3 separate regions of the Homo sapiens genome follow, and all the other regions are linked to region 3. A link is an interaction called in ENCODE POLR2A ChIA-PET data of the cell type or tissue named here. Cell type or tissue: HepG2. All regions are shown on one strand. Region 1 overlaps LOC102724877. Region 2 has its middle 6.0 kb from the start of HES1. Region 3 overlaps LINC02028 (long intergenic non-protein coding RNA 2028).

Region 1 (4,000 bases), 67 kb before region 3:
ACCAGGTTTGAGAATGAGGGCCCGTGTGGAATTCTGGAAGCTGCATCGCTTTTTACTAGTTAGTTGTTCGTGCCATGCTGTTTGTATTGCCATAGGTGTAACATACAATCCCGTAGGCTACCATGGTGTGTATGTGCCACATTCTCTTTATCCAGTCTATCGTTGATGGGCCGTGGGTTGGTTCCAAGTCTTTGCTGTTGTGAATAGTGCTGCAATAAACCTACGTGTGCTGAGATCATGTCCTTTGCATGGACATGGATGAAGCTGGAAACCATCATTCTCTGCAAACTAACACAGAAACAGAAAACCGAACACTGAATGTTCTCACTCATAAATGAGAGTTGAACAATGAGAACACATGGATGCAGGGAGGGGAACCACACACACTGGGGCCTGTCAGGGGGTGGGGGGCAAGGGGAGGGAGAGCAATAGGACAAATACCTACTACATGCAAGGCTCAAAACCTAGATAATGGGTTGATAGGTGCAGCAAACCACCATGGCACGTGTCTACCTGTGTAACGAACCTGCATGTTCTGCACATGTATCCCGGAAATTAAAGTAAAAAAAATTTTTTTATATATATGTATGTATGTATATATACACATACATTATATATGTATATATACACACACATTATATATGTATATATACACACACACACTTTTTATATGTGTGTATATATACACATTTTATATATATACACACATATATATACACATTATGTGTGTGTGTGTGTGTGTGTGTGTGTATATATGTATATGTAATCCCATAGGCTGGAAAAGTTGTGGGTTGTTTGGAGATGATGACCAGGACTGCGGACTTAGGGGGACCATACCCTGCTACTCAGTCTAGGGGTGATGGTCCAGGGCAGGAGGTCGGGGGACAGTGGCTCAGAACAAAGGGTGAGGCAGTACACTGAATCCTCAGAGCTTCAGAGAAAGGACCGAGCATGAATCTCCATAGTTCCTTAACTACTGTGGGCAACTGTCTACATGACAGAGCTCATTTTTGGATTCCCTCAGCCTCACTCGGTGTATTGACATTATGTTTAGTAGGGAAAAGGAGTCTGTCCTTTTGCGGACTTGGACTTCCACAGACCAGCTTTGGTTGAAATCTGAGAGGACTCAGGGAGAGCGGGTTCTCTTGCAGCGTGCTGGTGTGTGCCAGGCTCACCTTACCTGATGGGAGGTCTCCTAATAAAGTCCCAGCATGTTGCTGGCTCCTGGAGGAGGTTGCCACGCTGTGCATATATCATACATGTATCCAGCTGTGACCTTTATTTCAATAGGCTCTCACAGTCATGGAAGCACCCCAGTACTCAAGTTCAAGTATTTGATCTCCTTGTTATGGGTGGCTATTCATCTCCTTCCCTGCCCTCAAAGCCCTGGCACCTGGGGCAGACCTAGACTCGGCATCTAGCACCACCTGTCACCTGGATGGAGGGGTAGAATCCCAGCTCATTTTCTTTGTATTGAGTGAACCTGCACTGATGACAGACAGTATAGTCAGTGGCTAAGACCATCCAATTTCTAATTGTCTGTTTAACTTAATTCCACTCGATAAATATTCTTGAGCACCTACTACATGCAAGGCAAAATTACCTACCTATTTTGACAATTACTTCCATCCCTGCCTGCTATTCAAATGCTATTAATCTGTGCAGAGTGTGACACCCCAGGCTTATATTATAAAAATTTCCCAGCTGGGTGCGGTGGCTCACGCCTGTAATCCCAGCACTTTGGGAGGCCTAGGTGGGTGGATCACTTGCGCCCAGGATTTCAAGGCCAGCCCAGGCAACATGGCAAAATCCCATCTCTCCACAAAAAAAATACGAAAATTAGCTGGGCATGATGGTATGTGCCTGTAGTCCCAGCTACTTGAGAAGCTGAGGTGGGAGGATCACTTGAACCTGGGAGGTGAAGGCTGCAGTGAGCCAAGATCGTGCCACTGCACTCCAGCCTAGATGACAGAGCTAGACCCTGTCTCAAAAAAAAAATTCCCCTTCCTTCCCACATCCTTGATCTCTATTGCTTTTCTGATAAAGAAGCTATGAAACACCTCGTGGTATTAGGCGAATACTTTTCACAGAACCGTCACTCTCAAATATTTGGAGAATAAATCCATAAATGAACTCAGACTTAAGAACAGGTTTTATTGGATTCAAGGAACCCTCAGAGGGTGAGCCTATTCTTCTAAATTCTCTCTGGCTGCTGAATCAAAGGGGGTGGGTTTACTTTGACCACTCCTGGTGACCACCTCTGGGTAGCCGGGATACCTCTCCAGACAGCTCTGTTCTGTGCAGTCAGGTGAATTTAGAGGAGTCTGTGGCTGTCTGTGTTTTCCCAGGCCTATCTTTATTGATGGTTATTAAAGACACACCACCACATGGCAATATGCAAGTACAAAGCAATTCCCAGGGTAAGGTACGTGGGAAGAGGCAAGATACTGAGCTCCCAAACAATTCTACTGTAATCGCAGTCTGCCATATCTATGTATAGTTAATAAGTAAGATTTAAGCAGGCAGGTTCCACTGCTGGGAAGCAGATGGAAGGGGAAAAAAGGCCAGTAGGCAGATCACTGGTCCTTCTGGAAGACTGGAAAAGAAAGTGTGGAGGATGCCTGGGACAGGTGAGTCCAGTGAGCAGTCGCCGGGGTAGTGTACAAGCCCAGCCAAAGGTCCTGAGGTAGGGCCGCTGCTCACCTCTTTTCCCACCTCACACCTCTTTTCATACGAGCTCCCTGTGGAAGATTCCGTATAACTAAGAAATAAATAGCAATTGTGCCCAGACACCCTGGGTTAAATAAGTGTAAACACAGCACACAGAAACACCTGTTTTGACAGAGCACCTCAACACACCTGTTGTTTTACAATGCTGAGTGATATCGGTAAAGGGGTCTATAAAGCGGAGGTGAAATGCCCTCCTAGATGTAAATAGTGACTTGCTCTGTGAACTTCAAGTGTTTTACAGCTGAGATTTGACTGGCCTGCTGATTATTTCGGTTAGGAATGCTGAACATATATTTACATAGATATTTGGAGAAACTGGATAGCAGGGTGGTGAAAAGGCCAACTCCGGAGCCAGACTGCCTGAGTTCATGTTCCACTTGCTTGCATTCTAGCTGCGTGACATAACAATTCTGTACCTTGATTTACCTACCTGTTCAATGGGGAGGTATTCATTGTACCTACCTTATAGGATTGTTATAAGGACCAATATATGTAATGTGCTTAGTACAGTGCCTGGCATTTTGTAAATACAATGTAAGTTCTTAGCTACCTTTATTATTACTATATAATAAACATCTCTGATATGTAAGATAGGTACTCTCATTCATCTAATGAAAATTCACAAGGTGCTAATTTTTTCAAAGAAATGGATGGCAACCACTCTGGTAAATTGGTTCATGAGTATATTGACAAACCAAAAGCTTCAGCCAGTTTCTTATGAATCACAGGTTCTAAGGCTGGGAGAGACCTTAAGAAATGATCTGACTTCTTCTTTTTCAGGGAAAAGGGTCCCCACCACCCAAGCACTGTGATTTCGGCTTTGTGTGCAGGCAGATGCAGAGCTTGTTGTGGTCCTGCCTTGAAAAATTGAAATGAGCCTCAGGTTCACAGAAAGACGAGATCTGAATGGAGGCAAAAGCATCAGGCGTCAATATGGGCCTGGCGTGCAGGATGCGCGGGTGGTCCTCCCTCCCTCACGGAGACAGGAGGGCATGGGAAGGGCTGCAGAGGGAGGGGGAAATCAAAAGCATAAACCTGGGCAGATCCTCCCTGGACACCCATCTCACTTGTAGGAGATAAGATTGGTGGGAAAGATGAACACCCAAGACCCTCCCTGCTCCAGTTCTGTGGAGGTGACCATATCATTTAGGGTTCAAACTGGAACACTTTTGAGAGTGGAAGATAATGCTAGTAACACTGATGCTGGGACAACTGGCATAGGCTGGGATACATGACCATCCCGGTTCTGCGGGCCTCCGACTGTATGTGC
Region 2 (4,000 bases), 84 kb before region 3:
CTCAGTCCCCATATCTTTAACTGCAGATGAAAATACTTGTCTGTCGCCGGGCGCGGTGGCTCACGCCTGTAATCCCAGCACTTTGGGAGGCCAATGTGGGTGGATCATGAGGTCAGGAGATTGAGACCATCCTGGCTAACACGGTGAAACCCTGTCATTACTAAAAATACAAAAAAAAAAAAAAATTAGCCGGGTGCCTGTAGTCCCAGCTCCTCAGGAGGCTGAGGCAGGAGAATGGTGTGAACCCGGAAGGCAGAGCTTGCAGTGAGCCAAGATAGTGCCACTGCACTCCAGCCTGGGCGACAGAGTGAGACTCCGTCTCAAAAAAAAACAAAAAAACAAAAAACTTGTCTGTAACAATCCTGCCAGGGCCTTGGCTGTAAGGTCTGAAATACGCCTGATATACATTGCTAGAGCCACAGAGCATGTGTCAAACTGTAAAGGCACACAGAAGCACACTGAGGACAGGGAATCACAGACTGGAGTTGAAAGCACTTCAGAGGCTTCCTGGCCTAACGTTCTCATTGTGCTGGCACAGAGATCGAAGCCCAGAGACGTAAGGGGACTTGGCCAGCATCTCACAGGTAGCAGTCCAACTGGATCAGGCCTCAGATTTCCTGACTCGCAGTCCAGTTTCTTGACCACATCTAGGTAATTATGCTCATGCAGAAGATGTTAGTATTGTAAAATAATTACCCTTGAAATTAACCATTTGAGAATCACCTTTCTTAGGTGGAATTTGACTAATTATTTACTATGCCAGTAATTTCTATGAATGATCACAAGGATTAATCATATTTGGAGAACCAAAAAAGTTACCTGTTGTGACGTGCAATCTTTTTTTGTACCATCACTGTGCATGACTCTTTCCTTATGGCACTTAACACAGCAATTTGTTGTTGTTCTTGGTTTTTTTTTTTTTTTTTTTTTTTTTTTGAGATGGAGTCTCGCTCTGTCACCCAGGCTGGAGTGCAGTGGCACAATCTTGGCTCACTGCAAGCTCCGCCTCCCAGGTTCACGCCATTCTCCTGCCTTAGCCTCCCCAGCAGCTGGGACTGCAGGCGCATGCCGCCAAGCCCGGCTAATTTTTGTATTTTTAGTAGAAACGGGGTTTCACCATGTTAGCCAAGATGGTCTCGATCTCCTGACCTTGTGATCCACCCGCCTTGGCCTCCCAAAGTGCTGGGATTACAGGCGTGAGCCACCGCGCCCAGCAGTGCTGTTCTTGTGTGGAAGCTGTCTTGTCTACCAGATAGCTTTATAGTTACAGAGACCATGCCTTTCTTCTCCCTTTATTCCCATAGTGCCTGGTTCAATAATTATCAAATGAATGCATGAAATTCAGAAACTAAGGAAGAAGCAGTGGTCCTTTCACCTAGGGCCTGGTGCAATTACAAGCAGATCCTGCCATCGCTGGGCAAAGGCCGGGACTGGCTTTCTTGTCTGGTGAACGTCCCTCACTGTGGTTAAGAATCCGAAGAGCTGACAGCACTATTCTAAATGCTTTAAGTGCATGTACTCATTTCATCTTCTCAACCCTGTGAAGCACTACCCTGACGAGCCCTAAGTTACAAATGAGATACAGAGTTACAAAATTGAGGCAGGGAGTTCAGTAATTTCCCTCGGGCTCAAAACCTAAGCCAAGCCGCCAGGAGCCAGACCACGTGCTTCTAACCCCTGGGCTGTATTGCATTTAAGCCAACCACTGCGGCAGGGCTTATCCCTCTTTTTCTTTTTTTGACCTCTAAGCCAATTTGTATATTTGAAAACTTAGATACCACACCATGGTAAACATACTGACATCTCCCCAGACTGGACGTATATATGTTCATCTCCGCGTTTTCCCTCACCCTTCTGCTTCTAACCCTTCCTGTTGAACTCATCTTTCACCTCTCGGCTTCAAGTGCCAACTCTGAAAAACCTCCCCGGCCTGGTTTCCTCTCATCAGAATTAATCTCTCTGTTCTAGGTGCCCTTTGTTTAAACTTCAGTTTTGGCACTTAGCACATCAAACCTGGGATGAGTCACGAGGGTGTTTGTGGATCTCCCCGGCTACACAGGGAGCTCGGTGCGGCGGAGGCTGGTGGGAATTGGGCCTGCTGAGCACTCAGTAGGCGCTCAGGGTTTTCAGAAATGAGGATTTTTTTTTTAGGCGTCCAGGGTTGCTGTCTGGTGGCAAGGTCTTTTTTGGGACGGCTCTGTGGGCTGGGATGGCCTCACCCCGCCGCTCTGCCCACTCCTGCCCCGGCGTGGCCTGCCGCCTGGCAGGGCTCTGCGGGCCGCGAGGGCCTCTAGTGCCCCGGCCCTGGCCTCGGCCCAGTTTCCCCAGCTACTAAATGCGGCCCGGAGCTACCGGGGGAACTGGAAAAACACTGGCAGGCGGCCCCACCCCCAGGCCCGGCGGGGCCGCGCGGCCGCCTTCCTGCGGCCTAGGCCTGCTGCTTGGGAGGCGCTGGGGCCCGGGGCGGGGGAAGCGGGGGCGGCGGCCTGCCTGTCAGCGGGAGCGGGCGCGGGCTCGTGTGTCAGCGCCGCCCGCCCGCCCGCCCGCCGGGCCTCCCGGCCTCCCGCCGCCGCCGCCGCCGCCGCCCGCTCCCCCCGCGGCCTGGCAGGCTGCCGGCTGCACAGGCGGGGGTTCGCGCCGTTCTCACGACCTCTCAGGTTGCCTGAGCTCATCTGGGAGCTATTCATTTCCTGCCAGAAAGCAGCCGGGCCTGCTAAGCGAACCACCTTGGCCGCAGGGCCGCCAGGGCTGGCCCGGCGTGGCCGCCCTGGCCGGCTCCCGCCCGGGCGGAGGGCCCCGGGCGGCCTCCCTGGAACCCCCGGGCCGCCCCGGCGGGCGCGCGGCGGGGGCAGCCCGTCCGCCCATCTGGTTGCACTTAGGAGCCGGGGAGGAAGCTAGGAGCGGGTTGTTACCGGCCAACGGGTGTGGGAAAAGTTAATTGACTTTAATGACAGGTTTCCCGGGACGGTGGTGACGACGAGGGGGTCCAACGAAACCCCAGGGTCCCCATTCCAGAAACGCGTGGGGTGGGACGGGGCGCGAGGAGGGGCGAGCCTCCGGAGTCGCGCTTCTGCGCTTGGAGAGGGCTCTCGTGTTGACCGAAGAGCACCCCCACCCCCTTCCAGTTCGGCGCCTTTCCCGCTCCGGATGCTGCTGGAGACGGCGGGGGGCCGGGGCCCCGGAAGGGCTCCATTGAGAGGCTAATGCGCGCGGCAGCCGGGGCCCGCGGCCCGCATCCGGACGCAGTTTGGAGTCGTGCCTTATCTCCCCGAGCGATCAGCACTGCTGGGGGCCGGCGAGAGGGGCTGCTGGTGTGCCCGAGGCCGTATAATTAGGCCAGGCCTGAGGGACCCCCAGGGAGGCAACATCATTGAAGTCGTTTTTGAAGTTTCGCCTCTCCCTCAGCTACTTACTCCAGAAACAGCCAAAGTGCAGGAGGGTACAGCGTCTTAGAAATAAGTCCATTCATTTTCCAGACTTGGAAATGACCCAGAGAAGGGAAATGACTTATCCAAGGTGACACAGTGAATTTGGTGGCATAGCTGGGCAGGAACTGGAAAGTGCCCTTTCCGGTTTGGAGCCTAGTGGGGTCTCCACCTTCTCCCCTTACTGTAACAAAGAAAAAATCCTCGTGGAATAGTCTAAACCTAGCTTTCAGGGGGAAAAAAAGTGCTCTTTTCAAATCACCAATTAAAAAAAAGAAAAAAACGTATTTGTGTTTTTCCTTTGATTTAGTCCCCTCCCTAGGAAGATATCTATGTACTTTCGGTGATATTAATACAAATGCACTTTTAAAATTGTTCCCCTTCAACATAGGGACATTGAATTTTCAACTGGTGTTGAGATTTTTTTTTCCTGTGAATTTTAAAGACATCGATGTAAAAGGAATTCCTTGTGTAAAAATAAGACATTGAGGTCTGATTTTTTCTACCAGGACTGTTAAGGGGCTCCTAGTGGACCCAGAGGACAGGCTTACCAAATGAAACACTGGTGCTTGAGT
Region 3 (4,000 bases):
ATACTTCAAGCCAATGAAAGCAGAATCTCTGGCTGCGAGGCCTAAGCATCTGTATTTTTAAAAGCTCCTCCAGGAGATTTTAACGTTGAGAACCACAGAGTTAGATGAATAGAAGCAGGGAGTCAGGAAAGGGGTGATTAATACTATGCCATGCCAGTGATGGACCAAAGAGCTTAAGCTTTTTTTTTTTTTCTTAGATGGAGGTTCGTTCTTGTCACCCAGGCTGTAGTGCAGTGGTGCGATCTTGGCTCACTGCAATCCCTGCCTCCCTGGTTCAAGTGATTCTCCCATGTCAGCCTCCCGAGTAGCTGGGATTACAGGCACCCACCACCATGCCCAGCTAATTTTTGTATTTTTAGTAGAAACGGGGTTTCACCATGTTGGCCAGGCTAGTCTCAAACTCCTGCCCTCAGGTGATCCACCCGCCTTGGCTTCCCAAAGCGCTGGGATTACAGGCGTGAGCCACCACACCCGGCCTGAGCCTAAGCTTTTCATTTCGAATAAGTCTCTGGATGTCAGAGCTGGATATATACCTTAAATATATGTCTCATTTTGGAGAAGGGAAACTGAGGCTCAGAGGCTTAGTAATGCTATATAGTATTATCCTGGCCAGAAACTTGTCTTCCACTGTATGCCTGTCACCTAAAGAGCAAGCTTGGGAATTAAAAGAACAAACTCCTGTCCATGAATCTAACCGTCTATTTATTTAGTAATATTTAAACACTGGAAATGGTTTCTGGTGGTGGAATCAGCACAGCTTTGTAGCTCTCAGATGTAAAGGCTGTGTCCCTTATTAGCTACTGCTTATTTTTTCTGAGCCTGTCTTCTCATCTGGCAAATAAGAATTAAGAATAACTACTCTCCAAGTGTTATCACAAATGAGATGACAGCAGGTAAAACATGTAGTATGTGCTCAGAAAACTAAATGGAATTATAATTATTAACTGCGTTAAAAAAATCTGGGGATTTATGTAGAAATAGCTGCAGAGGGGATAAAAAGAGCTTCTTGGAGCTTCTTTGCATGAAATATCATAACCCTGCAAAGGTTGTTTTTGGTTTCTATTGATTGAAAACACAAATAAACCCCAACTGAAGCACTCTTATGAAGGAATGAATGGATTTCCAATCTGTGTTTTCTTGTTTACTGTGGAAAATATGCGATCCAAGGAAAACACAGGTGGTTAAACTGCTCAGTGCCTCTATTTTTATCATAAGCAGAGGGCTCTAAGCATTCAAACCCAAATATTTTACTTAATAGAAAATGAAGACTTAACTTCTCAAGGTTAACTGGATCCAGGTTTCCTGTGGCCAAATTTAGATTTTCAGCCATCAGTTGAAATTCCAAAACAATAATAAAAAGCTCACAATTAGCATTTTTAAAGAAGCATTTTCTTTTCATTTAGGAACTTTTGCTTTTTTGGCATCCCTTTTGTTTTGCAAAAATAAAATCTTAGTAGGGAGAGGAAAGCCACCTCCCCGGGTTGGATGCTTGCGAGATGAAGATGGGAGCCCACCCCGCAGGGCCCTGGAGAAGGTGGCGCCCCTCCCCCCTGCCCCCGTCCCCCTCCCCACTCCCCTCTTCTCTCCCCGCTGCCCGCCCCGCCACCCGGGCTTGTGCGGACGTGTCTCGGGCGTGACCTTTGAGCAGCTGCGCCACCGGCTCAGCCTCGCGGCGGGGGAAACCCGAGCTCCCAACAAAACGGTTCCATCTTTGGCTAGGCCTTTGGTATTTCAAGGCGCTGCCGGTGGGGAGAGATGCCGCGTGCCTGAGAGGCTCTGGGAGGTCGCCGCAGCTTTCGCTTCCCGGGTTTTACATTTCCGAAGGGGCTGAACGTCTGCAGAGGAACCGGAGCTGATGCTGGGGCTGGGGCTGGGGCCGGGGCGGGAACCTAACGAATGCACCTCTGGGGAGGCTAGAGGGAGCGCGGCTCAGCCTCCTCCCTGGGTGGGTCCTTCAGCGCTCTTTCCTTCTTTTTTTCTTTTCTGCAGATGTTATGTGGTCAACAGGGACTGAGGCTCTTTAAGCCCTTAAATCTCTAAGGGCTAAATCTCCTTCCTGATATTCGCCCCCAAACCGGTAACGGTTTTCACATGATTCAGATACCTCTCTACCTGCCTGAAGGACTGGAGTGCAAAGTTGAACTTGACTCAGATAAATGCATTGATCCTTCCCTGGGGAAAAAAGTTTAGACATCACTAATAGTAGTTAACTTTTGAGTGCTTCCTCTGTGCTAAGCACGGTTCTAATCACTTAAATGTAATAACTCATTTAATCATCACAACAATTCTATGACATAGGAATTCTTATTTCTGCCTAACAGGCACCAAAGAAGGCCCAGAGAGGTTTAACAACTTCCTCAGAATCACACAGCTTCCAAATGGTTGGGTTGGGTTTACATTTAGGCGGTCTTGCTCCAGAGCCAGTGCTCCTAACCTTTGCAAGCCACGAACCTCAAGAAAGTGGAGAAGGAAACGCTGGGAAATCTGGAAGTCAGACATGGCAAGTGAGGACTTTCTTTTTTCTTTTCTTTTCTTTTTTTCTTTTTTTAGAAGGAGTTTTGCTTTAATTGCCGAGGCTGGAGTCGGCTCACTGCAACCTCCGCCTCCCAGGTTCAAGCGACTCTCCTGCCTCAGCCTCCCAAGTAGCTGGGACTATGGGATTACAGGCATGCACCACCACGCCCGGCTAATTTTGTGTGTGTTTTTAGTAGATACGCGGTTTCTCCATGTTGGTCAGGCTGGTCTCGAACTCGCGACCTCAGGTGATCCGCCCACCTCGGCCTCCCAAAGTGCTAGGATACAGGCGTGAGCCATCACACCTGGCCAGGACCTTCTTAAATGCTCTGTTTTGGTCAGAAAGTGCTGGGACCCCGGGGTGGCACACCCAGCACTCACCAGGAACTAAGTACTTGCTGTCCGTTTTGGACACGTGCTGGCAGCTTGTTGACTCTCATGCCGCCATTCTCAAGAGGGGCTCCCTGGCAACCTCATCTATTGCCTGTTGGAAAGGGACAGGGCAGGCAGGGACAGGAGAGGCCGATGGCAGGCAGTTGGCTCCCAGGGTCGGTCTGAAGAGAGAGGAGAGAGGTGTGAGAAAGAGAGGGACCCACGGCATGAGGGTTGAGGCAGGGGCCAGGTCTTGCCTTGGATGCCCCAGGAAGTATGCCAGGCACTTGGGGGAACTCCTGCCCTGAAACAGTGAAGTCTGCATCCAGCAGGCCAGTTTGTTGATGAACAGGTTTGGCTAGACTGTCGAGGAGTCAGAATTTGTCCCTGTCTAGTTTGTTTCTTTGTATGGAGGTGTGGGCACAGAACGAGTCCTTAGAGGATGCTTCTGGGGAGAGAGCAGTGAAGACCAAAGTTCTAGGATGGTTTGAGAGCTCCCTTCTCTGGCACGTGGAAAAGCAAGATGTGTGCCCTCCCCCAAACACGCGCCACACCAGCTTCGCTTCCCACTGGTCTGAACGTCTCTCTTGGCTAATTCTTCCTCTTGGATTCCATTACCTTTGTGCTAACAGCTCCTACAGCGCCATTTTATATCAGCAAAAAGTACCCAGCACAGTTGCCTGAGTCAGGCAGGAAGAGCTTTGTGCCCCTCCCGCCGCCCACTCAGTACCCACCCACACAGCACACAGCAGGGGTACTGAAAGTGCATCTAGGCCGGGCGCGGTGGCTTACGCCTGTAATCCCAGCACTTTGGGAGGCTGAGGTGGGTGGATCACGAGGTCAAGAGATCGAGACCATCCTGGCCAACATGGTGAAACCCCATCTGTACTAAAAATACAAAAATTAGCCGGGCGTGGTGGCACATGCCTGTAGTCCCAGCTACTTGGGAGGCTGAGGCAGGAGAATCACTTGAACCCGAAAGGCAGAGGTTGCGGTGAGCTGAGATTGTGCCACTGCACTCCAACCTGGCGACAGAGTGAGACTCCGTCTCAAAAGCAAACAAACAAACAAAAAACAAAGTGCACCCACAGGGTGTCCTGGGGGTACCCATGCA

Evidence for each region. Peaks named below come from ENCODE experiments on the same cell type or tissue, not always from the same donor. Only the 100,000 strongest peaks of a DNase experiment are listed, where the experiment ranks them.
Region 1: POLR2A ChIA-PET joins it to region 3 with 10 read pairs; 14 of 35 experiments call an interaction of 5 or more read pairs at or near these places.
Region 2: POLR2A ChIA-PET joins it to region 3 with 14 read pairs; 14 of 35 experiments call an interaction of 5 or more read pairs at or near these places.

The regions. Positions count from the first base shown.
Region 1 is chr3:194,122,868-194,126,867 of GRCh38, reverse strand. It overlaps LOC102724877, which reads right to left. Exons shown (of 6, transcript XR_002959666.2): 6 at 3,394-4,000. Among named protein-coding and RNA genes, the nearest start is that of HES1, 11 kb to the left of the region's middle. In HepG2, no CTCF peak of the experiment used is centred here; no DNase peak of the experiment used is centred here.
Region 2 is chr3:194,140,128-194,144,127 of GRCh38, reverse strand. No RefSeq gene overlaps it. Among named protein-coding and RNA genes, the nearest start is that of HES1, 6.0 kb to the right of the region's middle. RefSeq lists silencers at 2,244-2,663, 2,754-2,823 and an enhancer at 2,456-3,450. In HepG2, a CTCF peak has its summit at 2,273; DNase peaks (open chromatin) are centred at 2,007, 2,397, 2,647 and 3,157; H3K4me3 peaks cover 1,842 bases.
Region 3 is chr3:194,056,137-194,060,136 of GRCh38, reverse strand. The region is part of intron 1 of LINC02028 (long intergenic non-protein coding RNA 2028); the gene reads left to right. Among named protein-coding and RNA genes, the nearest start is that of LINC02028, 13 kb to the left of the region's middle. RefSeq lists enhancers at 1,564-1,613, 2,249-3,194. In HepG2, no CTCF peak of the experiment used is centred here; a DNase peak (open chromatin) is centred at 1,676; H3K4me3 peaks cover 870 bases.